2 separate regions of the Homo sapiens genome follow, and region 2 is linked to region 1. The links are chromatin loops, found by intact Hi-C in ENCODE. Cell type or tissue: breast epithelium. All regions are shown on one strand. Each heading gives the region's core, and the rest is flanking DNA. Links, peaks and the distances in the headings are about the cores only.

What was found. Peaks named below come from ENCODE experiments on the same cell type or tissue, not always from the same donor. Only the 100,000 strongest peaks of a DNase experiment are listed, where the experiment ranks them.
Region 2: it touches region 1 in a loop (13-fold over the local background); 2 of 110 quality-filtered maps call a loop at or near these places.

Annotation. Positions count from the first base shown.
Region 1 is chr21:19,895,651-19,900,061 of GRCh38, reverse strand. It overlaps LINC01683 (long intergenic non-protein coding RNA 1683), which reads left to right and starts at 307. Exons shown (of 3, transcript NR_146910.1): 1 at 307-361; 2 at 1,978-2,039. It overlaps LOC105372745 (a long non-coding RNA gene), which reads right to left and starts at 278. Exons shown (of 4, transcript XR_937603.2): 1 at 49-278. In breast epithelium, for the core only: no CTCF peak of the experiment used is centred there; no DNase peak of the experiment used is centred there.
Region 2 is chr21:19,965,302-19,969,712 of GRCh38, reverse strand. It overlaps LOC105372745 (a long non-coding RNA gene), which reads right to left. Exons shown (of 4, transcript XR_937603.2): 2 at 2,984-3,039. Among named protein-coding and RNA genes, the nearest start is that of LINC01683, 68 kb to the right of the region's middle. In breast epithelium, for the core only: no CTCF peak of the experiment used is centred there; no DNase peak of the experiment used is centred there.

The sequences.
Region 1 (4,411 bases), core at 236-4,235:
GGTTCCCGCGGAGAGTGTGAAGCCCTCAGGGGCCTCTTACTCACTCACCCTTTCCTGTGTTGGGGAGCTTCTCCTGGCTCCGCGTTTATCCCAGACAGGCTGCTGCCCAGCTGCACTCCTCTCTGTTCTCTGTGTCGGCTTGCTGCCTTGATCGAGTCCGACACGGTTTCTTAGATATCAGCTTGTAGGGTCAGTGTTCACCAGCCCTTTGTCTCCTCCCTGTGAGAGCAGCGCGCAGGAGCTACTTCCAGGCCGCCATCTTGACTCAACCCCTCTTAATGATTCCTGTGTCTCCGGCTTTTAGAACTGAAGCAGTTATAAGAATATAGACATATTCCACTCAGTCGGAGTGTTCATAAAGGTGTTTATTTTGTTTGTTTATTTATGTATTTATTTATTTATGTAATCCCTGCAGGATAATTCTAAGTTGGTTTACTGACAACTATACGGTAAAATATTTATCTAATGCATTTGTCTTTCTTTAGTACCTTTTCTCCATGTAGTTTTGTTTGAGATAAAAGACAGACTCTCCCAGTTTTGAGGTAAAGCACACCTTAAAAAGAAATTGTTTTAAAACCACAGACTTCAAGCTGGTGTGGAAATAAAATTCTTGTTTTTAAATTACACTACTAAAGATTTAGATTTTTTTGTGTGATGAAGTCTCACTCTGTCGCCCAATTACCAATAAATATATATAGTAGTGAAGCATGCCCCACATGAAATGTAGTTGATATAACATCCATAAACTTTTGCTTAGATGAAAAAGAAAACAAAATTTAAGAATAACTTGATTATTTGAACAAGTCATAACATCAAATAACTGTAGATGGGAAAACCTGGGCTGTATTTAAAAAGAATACGTGCTGGGCTGGGCACGATGGTTCACACATGTTATCCCAGCACTTTGGGAGGCAGAGGCAGGTGGATTGCTTGAGCCCAGGAGTTCGAGACCAGCCGAAATTACAAGAATTAGCCAGCGTGATGACACACTCCTCTAGTTCCGGCTACTCAGGAGGCTACTCAGGAGGCTGAGGTGTGAGGATTGCTTGAGCCTGGGAGGTGGAGGTTACAGTGAGCCAAGATGGCACCATGGCACTCTAGCCTGGGTGACAGAATGAGACCCTGTCTCACAAAAAAAAAATAAATAAAAGGAGAGAGAGAGAGAGAGAGAGAGAGAGAAGGAAGGAATGAAGGGAGGGAGGGGGAGGGAAGGAAGGAAGGAAAGAAAATGAAAAGAAAAGAGAGAAAGCAAGCGAGCAGGGAGGGAGGAAGGAAGGAAAGAAGGAAGGAAAGGAAGGAAGAAAGGGAAGGAAGGAAGGGCATACATGTATGCTTTGTAAATTATGCTTTTTAAAAAACAAACTATTAAAACTGTAAAGTTTGCAACTATCTAGAAATTTTAGGAAAAGTTACATATATATATATACCCTGTATTCAGCACTACTCTAAACAGTAGTTTTATATCAGAGAACAATATAGACAGAAATTTCTACATTTACAAAGCTTACATTATTGCAGGAGATAAATAATAATACACGTAATTGTAGACTACATTTTATAATGTGCTAGAAAATGTTAGGTATTATGTCATTGAGGTACTTGCATCTTTATTTTCCAGTATTTTACTCAAGAGACAGCTGTATATATGTTACTCCAATAGGCAATGCCTTTATTCTTTTTCAGTTGGAAGTTCTTATTCTATTGGACTATTTTTTAATTATATGAGCACCAGAAAATTCATCTGAAAACACAATCTAATTATTTTAGTTATTTTTGAAAGGCAGTATTTGTTTTACAGTCTAAGGAGCATCAGTTTAAATCTTACAAATATAATACAATAGACAGAAAGTTTGGAAAATGTTTTACACTACACAATTTTTCTATATTCAACAAAATATATTACACCTTTATTAGAACACTATTACTTGCACATATTTCAATGCAATGTAGTTATTATTTTTCTATTTCCTTCCCCAGCGATATTAAGCACCATACTATATCTCAGCAACATGCATATGTTTGAATGGAGTTCATGAAAGGTAAGAGGAAATAGGGTGGAAATGAACCACTACCTCCTGATCATAGTGTTTGGTGTTAAGAAGCTTTAAGATGTTATGAAGCTTTAAGAACATCTGTTTGGTGTTATGAAGCTTTAAGATGCTTCAGCTTAACCTAATTTCCACTATCTAGAGACATTAAGAGTATTTTAAACAATATTGAAAACCAGACACTTGATTACTTCATCAGAGGGGTTAAACAGTGACAATCTGGAGGTGTACAAATAATGCCACTCCATAATTATTGGACTGAGATTGGTGTTGTAATGCAAATAATAAGATTATATCCTCGGTTAAATTATATAAAGCATGGTAACCTCCATTAAAATGTCACCATATCCACTCATATCACTAGTTTGAAAATATGTGTTTTCAATTTGATTACACAGAATATATTTTATTATAAAAATAAGTAATAAATTAGCCTAGAGAAAGGAATATTTTATTATTGGCACAAAGTCACAGTCAAGGAATACTACTTCATTAGTACTTAGTCATCAAATGTTTTATGTTATTTAAGACTCCCTTGAAAATGCAATGCAATTGGTACAGATTTTTACTTACTAAGTTATATATATCACCATCCTGTATAAATATTAACACATTTCTGTATTTTCTTTAGGCACTCTGTGCTATATGCAAATGGAACATATTTTTCTCTCTTAATATTTGATTCTTTCTGTTGTGGCAGACAGACCCTAAGGTTTTCAATCTCTTGGTGTTAAAGCCTTTGTGTAATCCCCTTCTTTAGAATGTGAACTAGATTTGTGACTTGCTTCTAACTAACAGAATATGACACACATAAAGCAATGTCACATCTGTGATTACATTACACTGTGTAAAACTGTTCTGCTAGCTCTCCTTGTCCTGTTGATCTTTAAGAAGCAAACTGAGATGTTTTGGTGAGGGTCTGCTTACGAAAAAGGTTACGTGGCAGAAAAAATAAATGGCTAAGCACTAAAGGTGGCCTCCATTTGACAACCTTTATGGATCCAGAGCCCTCAGCCACAGAGCTTCAAGAAAACAAATTCTACCAACAGCCTACACGAGCTTGGAAGTGAGTTATTTTGCCATTTGAGACTCCAGATAAATACACACCTTTGATAGCAGATTGTGAGACCCATAGTATTTTTCTGTATTATGAATATATAGTTACCACTGTTTCACCAATGTGCTGTTTTTAGAATCCTGCTAAACAATAAACAAAAATTATTTTTATTTGTGGCTAATGAGCAAGAAAATCTATAATACAATCAAATAGGTGTGTACTTGTTGAGTCAAAAGACATGAATTTGAATAGATATCATCAAAATAGTCTCCCCAAATTAGGATTTAATTTATCCTTTTATCATAGTGCAAAGAATTCATGGTCCAAAGGATATTTAACCTCCACTACCTTAAGAACTCAAAGTTAGCACTGCCAACAGACAATGGATTTTAGAGACTGCCCTAGATTCATTGCCAATGTTATCTCTGAAAATGAGATTTAGCTCATGACACATATAACACACCATTCATCTGCATGATTCATTCTCCTTCAAATAACTCAATTTGGGGTGGGTTTATTTGACTGACAAAGAAAATATCATAGGCTTGTTGTTGAATTACAAGTAAAGTTAGTAAAGTGAATATCTACCATGATTTGTTTCTTTAGTAAATTGTATTGCAATGTTGTATATGCCCAAAGTATAAAGTTCACCAAAAAAAGGCAAATGTCCACCCTATATTAATTTATTCATTTATCTACCAAAGCAATTCTAGACCTGTTCTAGCATGTTAGTTATATATATAGACTTAGGTATGCCCCAGAGTATTACTGCTATAAAGAACTACCTGAAACTGAGTAATTTATGAAGAAAGAGATTTAATTGGCTCACCGTTCCACAGGCTTAACAGGAAGCATAACTGAGAGGCCTCAGGAAACTTACAGTCATGGTGTAAGGTGGAGGGGAAGCAAGCACATTCTTCACATGGTGGCAGGAGAGAGAGAAAGAACGAGGGGGAAGTTCCATACAGTTTTAAACCATCAGATCTCCTGAGACTAAACTCACTATCATGAGAACAGCATGGCGAAATCTGCCCTCATAATGCAGTCACTTCTCACCAGATCCCTCCACCAACATTGGGAGATACAATTCAACATGAGATTTGGATGGGGACACAGAGCCAAACCATATCAGGTATATTTGCAAGAACACTTTACAGAAAATAAAAAGGCCAAGAACAATGCATTGAAAAGTTACTGTATCTGCGGAGGTAAAGGAGGCAAGCATAAAGCAGTCTTTCTAGAAGTGCGCATGAGAGGATTAGCAGGGAGGTAGAAAAGATGCCAGACCAAGGGGAGGATAGCTTAT
Region 2 (4,411 bases), core at 127-4,126, 70 kb before region 1:
ATGCCAAAGAACTATAATTTATTGTCCCTTTGTCATGTGCCTGGCCATGTACTAGGCACTTTACATGTATTTCTTTCCTACAAAAGTCTTGTAAGTATATATTAGAAGATAAAAGTATTAAAGAATTAGAGAATTTGAAAGGGTTAAATAAGAAACTCCTTATAGACACAAATATAAGCCTTTCCTGACTCCAAAACTCCTGTTATAAAAACTAATGTCAAAAAACACTATGAGTGGCTTCATACAAGGCAATAAACAAAAACTTCCAAAAGGATTACAGATACAATACAGAATTGAAATGAAAATTATACAATAGAGTGCAAATTAGAGAGTGGCAGGTAGCATTTATAGTGTCACTGAAATAGGATAGAGGAAGTCAGTATGTGTTCAGTTGCAGAATGATTGGGGAGTGAAGAGCCAAGGTTACTAGGTATACTATTTTAAATGACTGCACTGTGAATGAAAGCAAATGACAGAATGTTTACTAAAAAAATTTTACATGCATTTTTAATCTGAGAAAATTTTATGGATTTTGAAAACTATTTTGTGGTCTATCAACATGGTACTGGAAGTCATCGTGTGATAATAAAAGACATTTTTAAAAAGACAGTGGCATTAGGATTGGAAGGCAATAAATAAAACTGCTCCTTCTACATATAGCATATATAGGATTTTTCAAAATTATAGATACATAATAATTAGTAAGGAAATTTAGCAAGGGCAAAAATTCAATGTAATTCTCACTATAAGGAAAAACATAGAAAATAGAAGATAAAAATGAAATGTTTCCAATAGCATTAGAAAGATAAAATACATAGTAACATATCTAACAGAAGACGAGCAATAACCTTCCAATACGAACTACAAAATGTAAAAACTGTCAGTTAAAGACTCTCTAAACAAGTACACTATTCAAGGTTCAAGGTTGGGAAAAGTCAGTATTGTGAACATGTAATCTCTCCTAATTAATATATTGATTTGATGCAACTCCAACAAAAATCCCAGCAGGTTTCTTGGCAAAACTTGATAAGTTGTTTTTGAAACTTATATGAAAAATAGAGCCAATAATAGTTTGAGAAATCTTGCAGAAGTATTAAAGAAGCTGAAGAACTTTTATTTTCAGATATAATTATAAAATATACATATATAATAAATATGATAATATACAATTAACTCAGAAATAGACACCTAGACAAGAAGAATATGATAAAATGCCAGAAAAAGGCTTATGGAGTCTTTTATGTGACTTACGGAGTCACATAAAAATGTGATATATATTGAAATGGGGAAGAATTTATTTTTGATACTGAGCCAATTAAATACCAAAAATATAAATCGTGACTCTTACATCATTGTATTTACAAAACTCAATTCTCAGTGCATTGTAGACTTAAATATAAAAGACAAATACTATTTTCTAGAAGAAAATATATTTCGATCTTTATGATCTAGGAGTGAGCAAATATTTTTTAGGCAGGACAAAAATATATAAGCCATGTAGTAAAATATGAACGTTTAACCTACATTAATCTTAATGACTTTTATTCATCAAAAGGCACCATTAAAAGAATGAATAGACAAATCACAGACTAATTTACAGTTTATATTACTGACAAATAACTCATATCCAGAATATATACAATATTCTTACAAATCAATAAACGACAGTCCACCAGTTTGCTACAACTGCAACAAATAACCACAGAGTGGCTTAAACAACAGAAATGTATTGTCTCACAGTTTTGGAGGTTAGAAATCCAAGATCAATGTGTCACAAGGTTGTTCCTTCTAAAGGCTATGAGGAAAAAAATCAGTTTCATGTCTTTTTCCTAGCTACCGGTGGTGGGCTGGCAATGTTTGGCATTTGTTGACTTCTGCTAAGGCATCTCAATGTCTTCTTTAATCTTCACATGGTATTCTCGCTATGTGTCTGTGTATCAGAAATTAAATTTTCCCTTTCAATAAAAGCATCAAGTATATTATATTAGAGCCCACCCTACTTCAGTATGACCTCATTTTACCTAACTACATCTGCAATGACCTTACTTTCAAAGAAAGTCACTTTCTGAGGTTCTGGGTGCTAGGAACTCAACACATGAATTTTTGAGGAACACAATTCAACCCATAACAGTCAGACAATTCAAGAGATCAAAAATGCAAACACTGGAAAAGATGCCTACAAAGTGGATCAGCTAAAACACAGGAAAACATGCTCTACCTCATTAGTCAACAGAGACCTTCAAGATAAAATCACGATTAAATTTTAGTACACAAACACTAGAATAAATAAAATAAAAAAGACAATAGCCAATGTTGTTAGACAATAGCCAAAAAACCCTGAAAACTACACATTTGTAGTAGATCACAAACACACACCCACACTATTTTTGTATTTTCATATAATAAAATATTTCATAACAATGATGAAAATTAATATTGACTGGATATCTCACTAAATAAAAAATGCCAGATGCAAAATAATCTATACAGTAAAATTCCATCTTGCACACTATACACAAATATACAAAGTATTTAGTGTTGAACATCAGAAAGATTATCAACTTGGAGAATTTTAGTGACTTGGAGGGAAGCTGAGGGTAGCTTCTGGGGGCTAGTGATGCTTTATTTCTTGATATAGCTGATGGCTATAAGGATAATTCATTTAATGAAAATCCATCAATTTGTACATTTGCAATAACTTCTTTAAAGTTTTTGTATGTATATCCTCCTTCAATTAAAATTACATAAAATATTGGAAAGTTATTTTACCATAGTGCTCAATATCACTTGCAAGAGTCTCTCCAGATAAAGTACGTCTATATATTCAGTTTCAGGATAAGTCTGTTTGAAATGAATAGATCATGTTTTTAATAAGAATATGAAAAAGTATGTGAAATAAAATGTTTTTTAAAAAGTTATTTCAGTGCTTTAAATGCAATAAACTTCGCAATTAAAAATTATACAATTTTGCATATGGTCTTACTTGATTTTGCTTATCTTAGTGTGTCCAGCATGGTGTATTTGCAAGTTGTTCAAATCCTTTAGAAAAAAAAAACACAAACACAACTATAAATCACTGGAGTCACACTGACATATCCATAAATATATTTTATTTATTTTCATAACCATCAGTATCATCAGTATAAGTAATATTATAATATATAGCAAATTTTAAAATATAGTAATATTTCAGTAAGTATAATTCTGGAACTAAGTGAAACCTCACCTTAAAAGTTTACTTATTTATTTATTTAAATAAAGTTCAGTTTTGCATAATTATTTGAATGAGGGTTCCAATATACTGATTACATAGCATATAATAAATTCCTACATGCAAGGCATATAATCATTTCCAGCATTATTAAAAGTTTTTAGATTTAATCAAAATTTGCTTCTATATTGGGCAGTAGAAAATACATTCAGGCCTGGTTGTGCCTTAAAATATTTGCAAATAAGACTTGAAATCATATTTGGGTCAAAACTATCATCACTATGAATAATAGAAAAAAAAACCTTAAAGACAGCAATCATAAATACTTGGAAAAAAATGATATTTTGCTTCTTTCATAGATCATGACTAACAATAATTTTTTTTTATATTTTCATGATGAACCTGCTTGTGATTTCAGATGTTTTCTTAAAAAATATTTTAAAAAATAAATATCAGTTATTCAGTTGACATTAAAATAAAATCATTATTAATTCAAACTTAAGGATGTCAGCAATGTGGCAAAGAAAAAACCTTGACCCCCATTGCTCCAACAGAACTTTCAACTAGCGACTATCTACAGACAGAACATCCTTTTGAAAACCTCAGCATCTGGAAACAAGCCTGAGACACCTGTGTGGTGTGCAGAAGTAAACAAAATCTAAATTTGATGGCTAAGAGGAATGGTCTCACTCTGACTGCACCCCCACCTCCCCTTCTACCAAAGTAGCATAGCACCAGATAAAGATTTTCCTGGACTCACAGTTTCTATGAGGGGAAAAACGAACTTGAAACAGTTATCTGACTTCACTACCATTCTAAAAAACTTCTCAGGAAGTCCACTGTGGTCTCACTTAATGAGGAATACTAAGAGAAATGGCATGGCTTGACCACCCAGGAGTAAAACAAAGCAAATGACAAGGATTTTGGTGTTACCACTGCATCCTGCAAGCTGTAGCACTTGGTCAGAGGCATCAATCAACCTCTTAGCTCACTCACAGAGCTAAGCTTGTCACCTTTAAAAGCACAGTAGGAAACACAATCTAGCTCACATACAGTGAGCCCTTAGACAGCTAGTCTCCCCAGCCAACTCCAGAACCAACAACAAACCTGTCCAATCAGGAAGACTCATGTCTTCACAGATCTCAGAGATGTGAAGGAGCTACACATGCTTGATGTGGGAAGGTAATCAGAGGTGCCACA